Linked DNA regions of Homo sapiens: region 1 is linked to region 2. A link is a loop called in an ENCODE intact Hi-C map of the cell type or tissue named here. Cell type or tissue: heart right ventricle. All regions are shown on one strand.

Evidence for each region. Hi-C counts contacts between places; a loop is a spot of excess contacts. Peaks named below come from ENCODE experiments on the same cell type or tissue, not always from the same donor. Only the 100,000 strongest peaks of a DNase experiment are listed, where the experiment ranks them.
Region 1: a loop joins it to region 2, with 2.0 times the contacts of the local background. A loop is called at or near these places in 11 of 110 quality-filtered maps.

Annotation. Positions count from the first base shown.
Region 1 is chr4:140,994,719-140,999,718 of GRCh38, reverse strand. All of the region lies in intron 1 of RNF150 (ring finger protein 150), which reads left to right. Among named protein-coding and RNA genes, the nearest start is that of RNF150, 140 kb to the left of the region's middle. In heart right ventricle, a CTCF peak has its summit at 2,672 (motif pointing left); a DNase peak (open chromatin) is centred at 4,428; H3K27ac peaks cover 2,279 bases.
Region 2 is chr4:140,933,285-140,938,284 of GRCh38, reverse strand. All of the region lies in intron 4 of RNF150 (ring finger protein 150), which reads left to right. Among named protein-coding and RNA genes, the nearest start is that of TBC1D9, 180 kb to the right of the region's middle. In heart right ventricle, no CTCF peak of the experiment used is centred here; a DNase peak (open chromatin) is centred at 2,890; H3K27ac peaks cover 3,041 bases.

The DNA of each region.
Region 1 (5,000 bases), 61 kb before region 2:
AGGTCATCCACCTGCCTTGGCCTCCCAAAGTGCTGAGATTACAGATGTGAGCCGCCGCACGTGGCCTGGAAATGTGTTCTTCTAAAGTTAAGTACAAGTTCAGTTATCTGACATAGTCACCTACAATTCTGGGTCATACTTTCTTTTGAAACCATGTGCCCCAACTTTTTGTAACAAGCAGCGCTAACTTCATTGTCATTAAAGAAATTATTGCATGCCTAAACTGTAGGATATCTGTTCCTAGATGTTGCTACATCATGTAAACCCTTGATGATAAGACTTCAAACCTTTGACTGAAAAAGAAATGCATCAGTGCTTCAGCTAGGCTTCTACATATGGCTGTTTCATTATGATGTGATACTAAGGGTCAAAAACAAGAATATTCATAGGGCTTTCTCTTTCAAGTGCTGGATCTGCTCATCAGCAGAGTTGATTCCTTCTTTGGGATGAATGACACTGGAGAAATGCGTGTTTTAGTTTTTTGGCTTAACATCACCTCTCTCCCTTTAATAACAACAGGAGTTGTCATAGTTTTGTCTGCTTGTGAGATGGGATACCTCTTCACTGCTTTTTTGGAGTGCCAGGGTTTCTAAAATGTGGATTTTCAGAGTAATAAATTATCAGAGGAGACCATGTTCCACCTTCCCTACTTTGAGAATCTCAGCAAAACTCAGAGTGTGAGGAAGATTCTGTGTCAGCAGCAGCAGCAGCAGCAGCCTGCTTCGTGAGGCTTTGAGATCTAAAGTAGATTTAGTCTCACTGATTGGGAACTCCTAGGTTACAGGCTGCTGTTTTTATTCCACAAATATGAAGCTCACTATTTTTGGAAGCTAACTTGACTCTTGGTAGTGACATATTTTGCTGTTTGCATGTTATAGATCCTGGACCCAATGAGCTGGAAGGAACTAAGGAAGCTGAAAGGATTTGAGACAGATCCTGCAGAGTTCACATGATGGTGCAGGTTGCAGTCAGGAATGGCTTTGCAGGAACTAGGACCCTGGACTCCTCATGCCCACTCTGTCACTTTGAATTAGTGGCATGTTCTTGTGTTACAGTGGTGCTCCTCTGCAGGCCAAGCAGCATAGCTCCCACTTTAGCTCAGCTTATCTCTGGCTGGAGGACTGTGCTTCTCCACAAGAGTCCTTGATGGTAATGGTATTAATCTTCTCAGGCTGCCATGACAAAATGCCACAGTCTGGGTAGCCTAAACAACAGACACTTATTTTCTCACAGCTTTAGAGGCTGGAGATCCAAGATCAAGTTTCCAGCAGAGTTGGCTTCCTGTTCCTGGCTTGTAGATGACCACTTTCCCACTGTGGCCTCATGTGGCCTTGCCTCTGTGTGTGGCACACCTGATGTATCTTCCTCTTCTTAGAAGGCCACCAGTCCTTTTGGATTAGGGCCTCACCCTTATGACTTTATTTAATCTTGATTGCCTCCTTAGAGGCCCTGTCTTCATGTACAGTGACATTGAGTGTTTGGCTTTCAATAAATGAACTTTTGGGGAACACAATATGGTCAATAACATGACCCAGCCACTCAGTAAAATCTGCGGGCAACTGGACTGAACTCTATGCTGGGCAGCTGTATTTTGCGTTACCTAACTGAAGCAATTTCAGTTAAAGGATATTCAGAGAACGTTATTTATTGGGGCATCCTAAATTGAAGTCAGTGTGCAAATTTATCTGGAGTCTGTGAAAGCATTGGGCCACCAGCTAATACATTTAAAGTAATTTTTGGATAGGTCATACATGAGTATGATATGGAATTCAAAAGTATATACAGTGAAAGGTATGTCTCCCTCTCATTCCTCTATCCTAATCTGTGACTAGTGACTATTTTTGTACTGTTGTCTATGCATTGTCAAGCACTCTGTATGGACTCTTTTATTTTCTTTTTACATAAATATAGCATACTTCTAGACTTTGCTTTTTTCACTTAATAAATTGAGATAATTATTCACTATCCTTGCATATGCAGCTAGTATCTTTTTATACACACATATATGTGTGTGTATATATACACACACAGGCTGGAGTGCAGTGGCGCAATCTTGGCTCACTGCAACCTCCACCTTCCGAGTTCAAGCGATTCTCCTGCCTTAGCCTCCTGAGTAGCTGGGATTAAGGGTCAAAACCAAGAATATTCGTAGAGCTTTGTCTTTTAAGTGTTGGATTTGCTCATCAGCAGAGTTGATTCCTTCTTTGGGATGAATGACACAGGCATATGCCACCAAGCCCAGCTAATTTTTTGTATTTTTAGTAGAGATGGGGTTTCACCATGTTGGCCAGGCTGGTCTCGAACTCCTGACCTCATGATCCACCCGCCTTGGCCTCCCAAAGTGCTGGGATTACAGGCATGAGCCACCGCACCTAGCCAATACCTTTATATATTTTACGCTTTATAAAATCTGTAAAATATTTGATAGTATGTATACCACAATTTCCTAGCCAATCTCCTACTGATGGCATCTTAGATTATTATTTCTAGATTATAAATTATAGTTTTCTCACATATACAAACTGGGCTGCAGTAATCACCTGTATACATTATTTCACATATGTGTATATACACACACTCACTTCCATCTGTAGTCTCAGTTCCTAAAAGTGGAATTGCTGTGTCAAGAGGTATTTTTCTACTGGAAAAGAAGTTACTATATTGTTCCCCCTTGTGGTTTGTAGGACAGAATTCTTCAATGGGTCTGAAATATGAGAGAGTTTCCTGGAAGCAGAGAAACCACACAAATTTACTTCACACTGTATGTATTGGCTCATGAATCTCTCACATTCTGGAATGTTCTCCTAGTTCCTTTCTGCCTCATTACTTCCAGCTCACATTCTTCTCTCCTGTGAAGTTTTTCCTGATGACTGCTTTTCTCACTTTTATACTTGGTCTGTACCACACAATGAACATTTGCCACATGGCATTAGGAAACCTGGACTACAGGACTCTCCAACACTTTGCTAAATAGTTTTGCTCTTTGAATATTTCTTGTACAAATTTTTTCCCTAACTAGATCATAAGCTAGAAACCAAAATTTTTTACCTTGCTTCTCTAATGGTAACAGATAATTTTCGTAACGTTTAACAGGATAAGAAAGCACATTTACATCTATATTTTATTCTCTTGTCAACCCTTTGAAGTAGCCAGAGCAGTTATGATTCTAGCACAGAGGTGAAGAAGCTGCAGGTTAAATGCCCAAGTCACACAGCTATGAAGTGGGAAAGCCAAGACTTTAAACCAGTGTTAACTATTCCAAATCAAATTTTCTTTCTACTCTATCATGCCACCTCTTAACATTTAGTAGTGCTGACATTCAGTAACGACTTGTAGAAGGGATTAATAAACAATGTACAAGGAGCTCAAACAACTAAATAGGAAAAAAATCTAACAATCCAATTAAAAATGGGCTAAAAAATCTGAGTAGACATTTCTTAAAAGAAGACATACAAATGGCACACAGGTATATGATAAAATGCTCAACATCATTTATTGTCAGAAAAACGCAAATCAAAACTACTATGAGATATCATCTCACCCAAGTTAAAATGGTTTCTATCCAAAAGACAAGCAATAGCAAATACTGATGAGGATGGGGAAAAAGGGCAGCCTCATACAGTGTTGCTGGAAATGTAATTAGTATAGCCACTATGGAGAACTGTATGGCGGGTCCTCAAAAAACTAAAAATAGAACTCCCATATGATCCAGCAATCCCATTGCTAGGTATATACCCCCCCAAAAAAGGAAATCAGTATATGAAAGAGATATCTGAATCCCATGTTTCTTGCAGCACTGTTTACAGTAGCTAAGATTTGGAAGCAACCTAAGTGTTCATCAACAAACAAATGGACAAAGAAAATGTGGTACATATACACAATGGAGTACTATTCAGCCATAAAAAAAGATGATATCCTGTCATTTGCAACAATATGGATGGAACTGGAGAGCATTACATTAAGTGAAATAAGTGGGGCACCAAAAGACAAACTTCTCATGTTCTCACTCATTTGTGGAAGCTAAAAATAAAAACAACTGAACTCATGGAGATGAGATAGGAGGCGGGACACAACTCCAGAGGCAGGGTTCAGACACCAGACCAAATTGAGGATTAGCTAAAACAGGGATGGGGCGGAAGCAGCTTTCCATAAGACACGTCCACCATTGTGCCATGTCAGTTTACCATTCCCTAGAATGGCAACACCTAGAATTTACTGCCGCTTTCTATGGCAATGACCTGATGACCCAGAAGTTACCACCCATTTCCTAGAAATTTCTGCATAATCTACACCTTAGTTTGTATATAACTAAAAGTGGTTATAAATATGACTGCAGCACTGCCTCTGAGCTGCTACTCTGGGCACACTGCCTATGGGGTAGCCCTGCTCTGCTCTGAGCCGTACCTCTGCTGCTGCTGTACATTGCCATTTCAACAAAAGCTGCTAACACCACTGGCTTGCCCTTGAATTTTTTCCTGAGCAAAGCCAAGAACATTCCTGGGCTGAGTTCCAAATTTGGGGTTCACCTGCCCTTTATCATAGATAGAGAGTAGAATGATGGTTACCAGAGGCTGGAAAGAGTAGTAGGGTTGGAGTGGGGATGGTTAATGGGTACAAAAAATATAATTAGATAGAATGAATAAGTTCTAGTAATTGATAGCACAACAGGGTTATCACAGTCAATAATTTATCAGACATTTAAAAATTAATAAAATAGTATAACTGGAATGTTTGTAACACATAGAAATGTTAAATGCTGAAGTTATAAATACCTGTTTACCCTGATATGATTATTATTAAGCATTGTATGCTTGTATCAAAATACCTCATGTACCTCATAAATATAGGTACCTATTATACTGTGTACCCATAAAAATTAAAAATTAAAAAAAGACTTATAGATTGAACATAAACTTCTATCCAGATGGTCCAGGGAACACCAGAGGCGTAGCAACTTGGGTGGAAAATGCTTCCTGCCTTTTACTCTAGTGAGCCTAGCA
Region 2 (5,000 bases):
GAACATCATTTTAATATTTGAAAACTTAGCGTTACCATCAAGTTTTACTGAAATCACTGAAAAAAGACACTAGCCCCTTAACATTTTTAAACCCAGGGATCAGTCTGATTTTAAGATGAGTCAAATGAATTGAATGTGTAGACAGAAAATTCCAAGCTCTTTATGAGTAAAAAAAAATGTTTACAGAATGCTGTAATGTGATGAGGATTCCGATTATGAGTCCTATAACTCGTGAAGTCGAAAACAAAAGGGCACTTTCTAGCCAGACAGAGATGACCTGTCCTGATTTTACCCTGCGGTGCCTGTTACATAGGCTTGATTAGGAACAGATTTTTTCCAAGTTCCTTTTTTTTGAAAAGAGCGACAGAAATTAGCAGATTTTCATAGGATTTGACTTACTGTTTTATGCCTATGTTATGAATTGGTCAATCTATTTATAGCTGTTTTTAAATGTGTTTTTTAAAAATAACTTTCAAGGTTTCACTGCTAATTGTGCAAAATGTTGAAAACAGAGAAAAGTATAAAGAAGTAAACAAAAATAATCTGACCACCCAGAAATAATCATTATTAATGCTGGCATAATTAATTTTTATAATATATATATAAATATTTGTATGTTTTTAAACACTGTAGAGTCAAGCAATTAATATTGTTTTTCTTCTACTTTCTCATTCAGCAATAAAAAACATTTTTTAAAAACTTTAGAAATTATTTTAAATTTTTTGGCTGGATGCGGTGGCTCACGCCTGAAATCCCAGCACTTTGGGAGGCCAAGGTGGGCAGATCACTTAAGGTCAGGATTTCGAGACAGGCCTGGCCAACATGATGAAATCTTGTCTCTACTAAAAATACAAAAATTAGATGGGCGTTGTGCCGGGTGCCTGTAATCCCAGCTAATCGGGAAGTTGAGGCAAGATGATCACTTGAACCTGGGTGGTGAAGGTTGCAGTCAGCTGAGATCGCACCATTGCACTCCAGCCTGGACAACAGAGCAAGACTCTGTCTCAAACAAACAAAAAAAAGAAATTATTTAAAAATTTTTAGTAGTTGCATAATAGTTCGTTTTTAGAGTTTATTTAACTACCCTCCAACATTGTTCAGCATTTAAATTGCTTCCAGTTTTTCATCATTATAAAATCATGAGGTTAGTTGTTTATATATTTATTCTGTATTTATCCCTTCAGATACATTCCTAAAGTGAACTTACTAGATTGAAAGGAATTTTAAAGGATCTTGAAAAATTTTATCCAATTGCTTTCCTGAAAGGTGGTAATGATTGACACCTCATTAGCAGTATGTGAGAGTGTTTATGCTAGCACTCTCTCAGAACCATGGAGTAGTAAATTTTTAAAGCATCTTTCTCATCTGATAGCCAAATATAAAGGTAATTTAAATTCCCATATGTTTGATTTCTTTGATATATTACTATTGACTAACACAAGTTCTTTTTATATCATATCATATTTAATATAAATTGTCATTGATTGTAAGATGTTTCCTAATTTTAGATAGGTTAAAATGGGAATGAAGAATGATATGGCCTAGAATTGATAAAATGTGATACTATTTTTAACATTTTGTTTTAGTGTTTTTGGTGAATCTTTTTATTAAGTATTTTTATTTTTTATAATGCTTTTTTAATTAACAATTTAAAATTTATGCTATAAAATTAACGAATTTTGTGTTCTTATCTCTTCCTCCTTACTTTAATCCTTCCCTATCAAGAAATAAGATAACTGATCAATTAACTACTCTTTTCAAATTTATATGAAAATTTATGCTGGTGTATGGCATCTCACTCAAATAGTTTATAAAAACTATTTTTTAAACCCATTTTTCCAAGAACAGAATTTTATATACTTGGCCAAATTAAAAGTTATGCAGTGTAGTAGGAGTTTAAAATAGCACAACAGCTTTGGAAATTTGTTTGGCAGTTTCCACTAAAGTTAAATACACCCTACCTTGTGACCTAGCAATTCTGTTCTTGGATATATACCTGAGAGAAATGAATGCATATATTAACAGAAAGACTGATGCAAGAGTGGCCATAGCACATTTAGCCATAATAGCCAAAAAATGAGGACAGTACAGATGTCTAACAATGGAAAATCTGCAAACAAATTGGGGTACACCCATACAATGGAATACTACTGAGCAATAAAAAAACAAGCTATTGATGTACACCAAGGCACAGATGAATCTGAAAACCATTATTTTGAATTTAAAAAGCTAGACAAAAAAGAATACATACTTTATGATTCCATTTGAAATTCAATAACAGGGAAAACTAATATATGGTGACAGATGTTAGAATGATGGTCACATGGCAGAGAGTGGGTATTGACTGGTAAGGGGCACAGGAGGACTTTCTGGGGTGATAGGATGGTGTATATCTTCATCTGGGTGGTATGTACGTAAACATACACACACTTAAGAAATCATCAAGCTCACTTAAGGTTTATGCATTTTGTGGTACATTATACCTTCATTTAAAGTAATGGAAAAAAACTTAAGTACCAAAGAAGCTATGCAATAGAATTTTAAAAACAACAGTTCACTCTACACATTAGTAAAAATTACACAGTATTTCTAAGTTTGGAGTTTGCTAAGTGTTTTCTTATCGTTTTTCTTTGATTACTTCAGATTTTTATGTGTACAACATTATATATGTAAAATATATCACTTAAGGGAATAAAGGAAGGGAACATGAAAGAGATGGCAGTGCTGTAAATGATGTTGTTTTTCAACATAGCAAATGTCGCCTTAGGACAGAAGTCTTGCACTGTAATAACCTCGTTAAATATGGCATTCTGGCTTCAAATGTCCTGATCCCCAGTTATATTAATCAAGTAGACACACGGGATGAATGCCAACTAGCTTTGCTGCCCCAGCCAAACGATATAATTAGAACAGAGTTAAGTTCTAAGCACAGAGCCTCCCTCTGCCAGAAACCCAAGGAGTGAGACACACTATAAAATGAGGGTCCTGCAATTCCTCCCAGCTTGCATTCCCAAAGTAAAAATTTCTTCCATTGTAGTTTAAAAAGAAATTGATGTTAGTAGCAACAGGATCTGATATCCTTTCTTTGTTTTTTTAAGTTGTTGGTTTTTCTTTCATGCTATAAATCTAACGCAATGCAGAGCTGTGTGGAATAAATGGTTCTTTATATATTATAACACTTTATATATATATTTATTATATATATTATATATATATTATATATATATAATATATATATTTATATATATATATTATAAATATATAATATATATATATTTATATATATATATATATTATAACACTTTAACTTTCAAAAGCACTCTACTCTTCACAAAGCACTTTTGCATATAATGTCTAATTTTAGCTCAGACCAGCCTGTAATATAGATAGGACAGATATCAATGATTGCCCCTGTATTTTATTAAAAGAAAACCTTAACTCAAAGAAGTTGGTCCCAGGGCCCAAAGTAAAGCCAGGTTTTCTGACTTCTGGGCCAGCACTGTATCATTGGCTGTGGAGTTGACACCATAGCCACACTTATTCCTGCTCAGGGATCCCTGTTGTACTTTCATACCTCTGGGGATATGGTTTTGGCTAAAAATCTGCTTCAGAAACCCCCTCTCACTCTAAGCAAAATGTCTAAGCAACTCAAGGAAACTAAATCAAATTTAGCCAAGTTTTAAGAATTTTACTTCCTCTGTATGTTTTCTGGATATTACTTTCCAAACTTGTTTCTGTGAGCCTGAAAAGAAAGCAGACTTTTCGTAGAAGGACAGTGCTTGTGCGGTGAGCAGCAATTTACCTTATTGCATTCTTTTTTTTTTCTTTTTTGCTCTATCACATGAAACTGCTATCATATTTGCTTGCCAAAACAAAGTTATTATGTTTATAACTACAGCCAGAATATGATTACTACTGGTGCTATATTGCAGCTTTTTTCCGTTTGTCTTTTCTTTTTTAAAAAATGATGTTTTTAGGCTGGGCACAGTAGCTCACACCTGTAATTCCAGCACTTTGGGAGGCCACGGTGGTGGATCACCTGAGATCAGGAGTTCCAGACCAGCCTGGCCAACATGGCAAAACCCTGTCTCTACAAAAATACAAAAATTAGCCAGGCATGGTTGTATGTGCCTATAGTCCCAGCTGCTTGGGAGGCTAATGTGGGAGAAACACTTGAACCTGGGAGGCGGAGGTGGCAGTGAGCCTAGATCACGCCACTGCACTGTCCAGCTGGGCAATAGAACGAGACTCTGTCTCAAAATAAATAAACAAATTTTAAAAATAAATAAATAAATATGATGTTTTTAAATAATTGGCCCAACCATTTCAGATCAAGCCCATTAGCAGAATTGTCCCCACAGTGTGGCACTAGGTCAGTGGGATTGAGGATATGGTAGGATGAGACTGGTGTCTACTTACTTGACTTAATCAACACCACATAGCAAGTGATGACTAGATCATCCCCATCACAAGGACTTCCTGTATAGGAGACATAGAAAGATGGAAAAGTATAGAAGGAAATAACTTAATGATGTGAAGTTCACCATCACAAGGAACAGGGAAAAGCATGGCTCCCGTCCATTATTTTCTTCACCATTCATACCTCTTTCCTAGATTATTTCAGAATGTTGATTTAGAATCATATTTTCCAACTTCATTTTCTGTTCATCCACTTAACATAGCCTACATTTCAACCCATACATATCATAATACAGGTTGAGTATCCTTTAACCCAAAATGCCTGGGACCAGAAGTGTTTCACATCTCGAATTCTGGAATATTTGCATTATACTTACCAGTAACCACCCCTCATCTGGAAATCCAAAATCCAGAATGCTGCAGTGAGCATTTCCTTTGAGCACCATTTTGGCACTCAAAATTTTCCAGATTTTAGAGCATTTCAGAGTTTGGATTTTCAGATGAGGGAAACTCAACTTTTGCTTCTTCTATATGTTGAGTTATGTAAATCCCTTCTTTTTGAATTTCTTTCCTCCACTGTA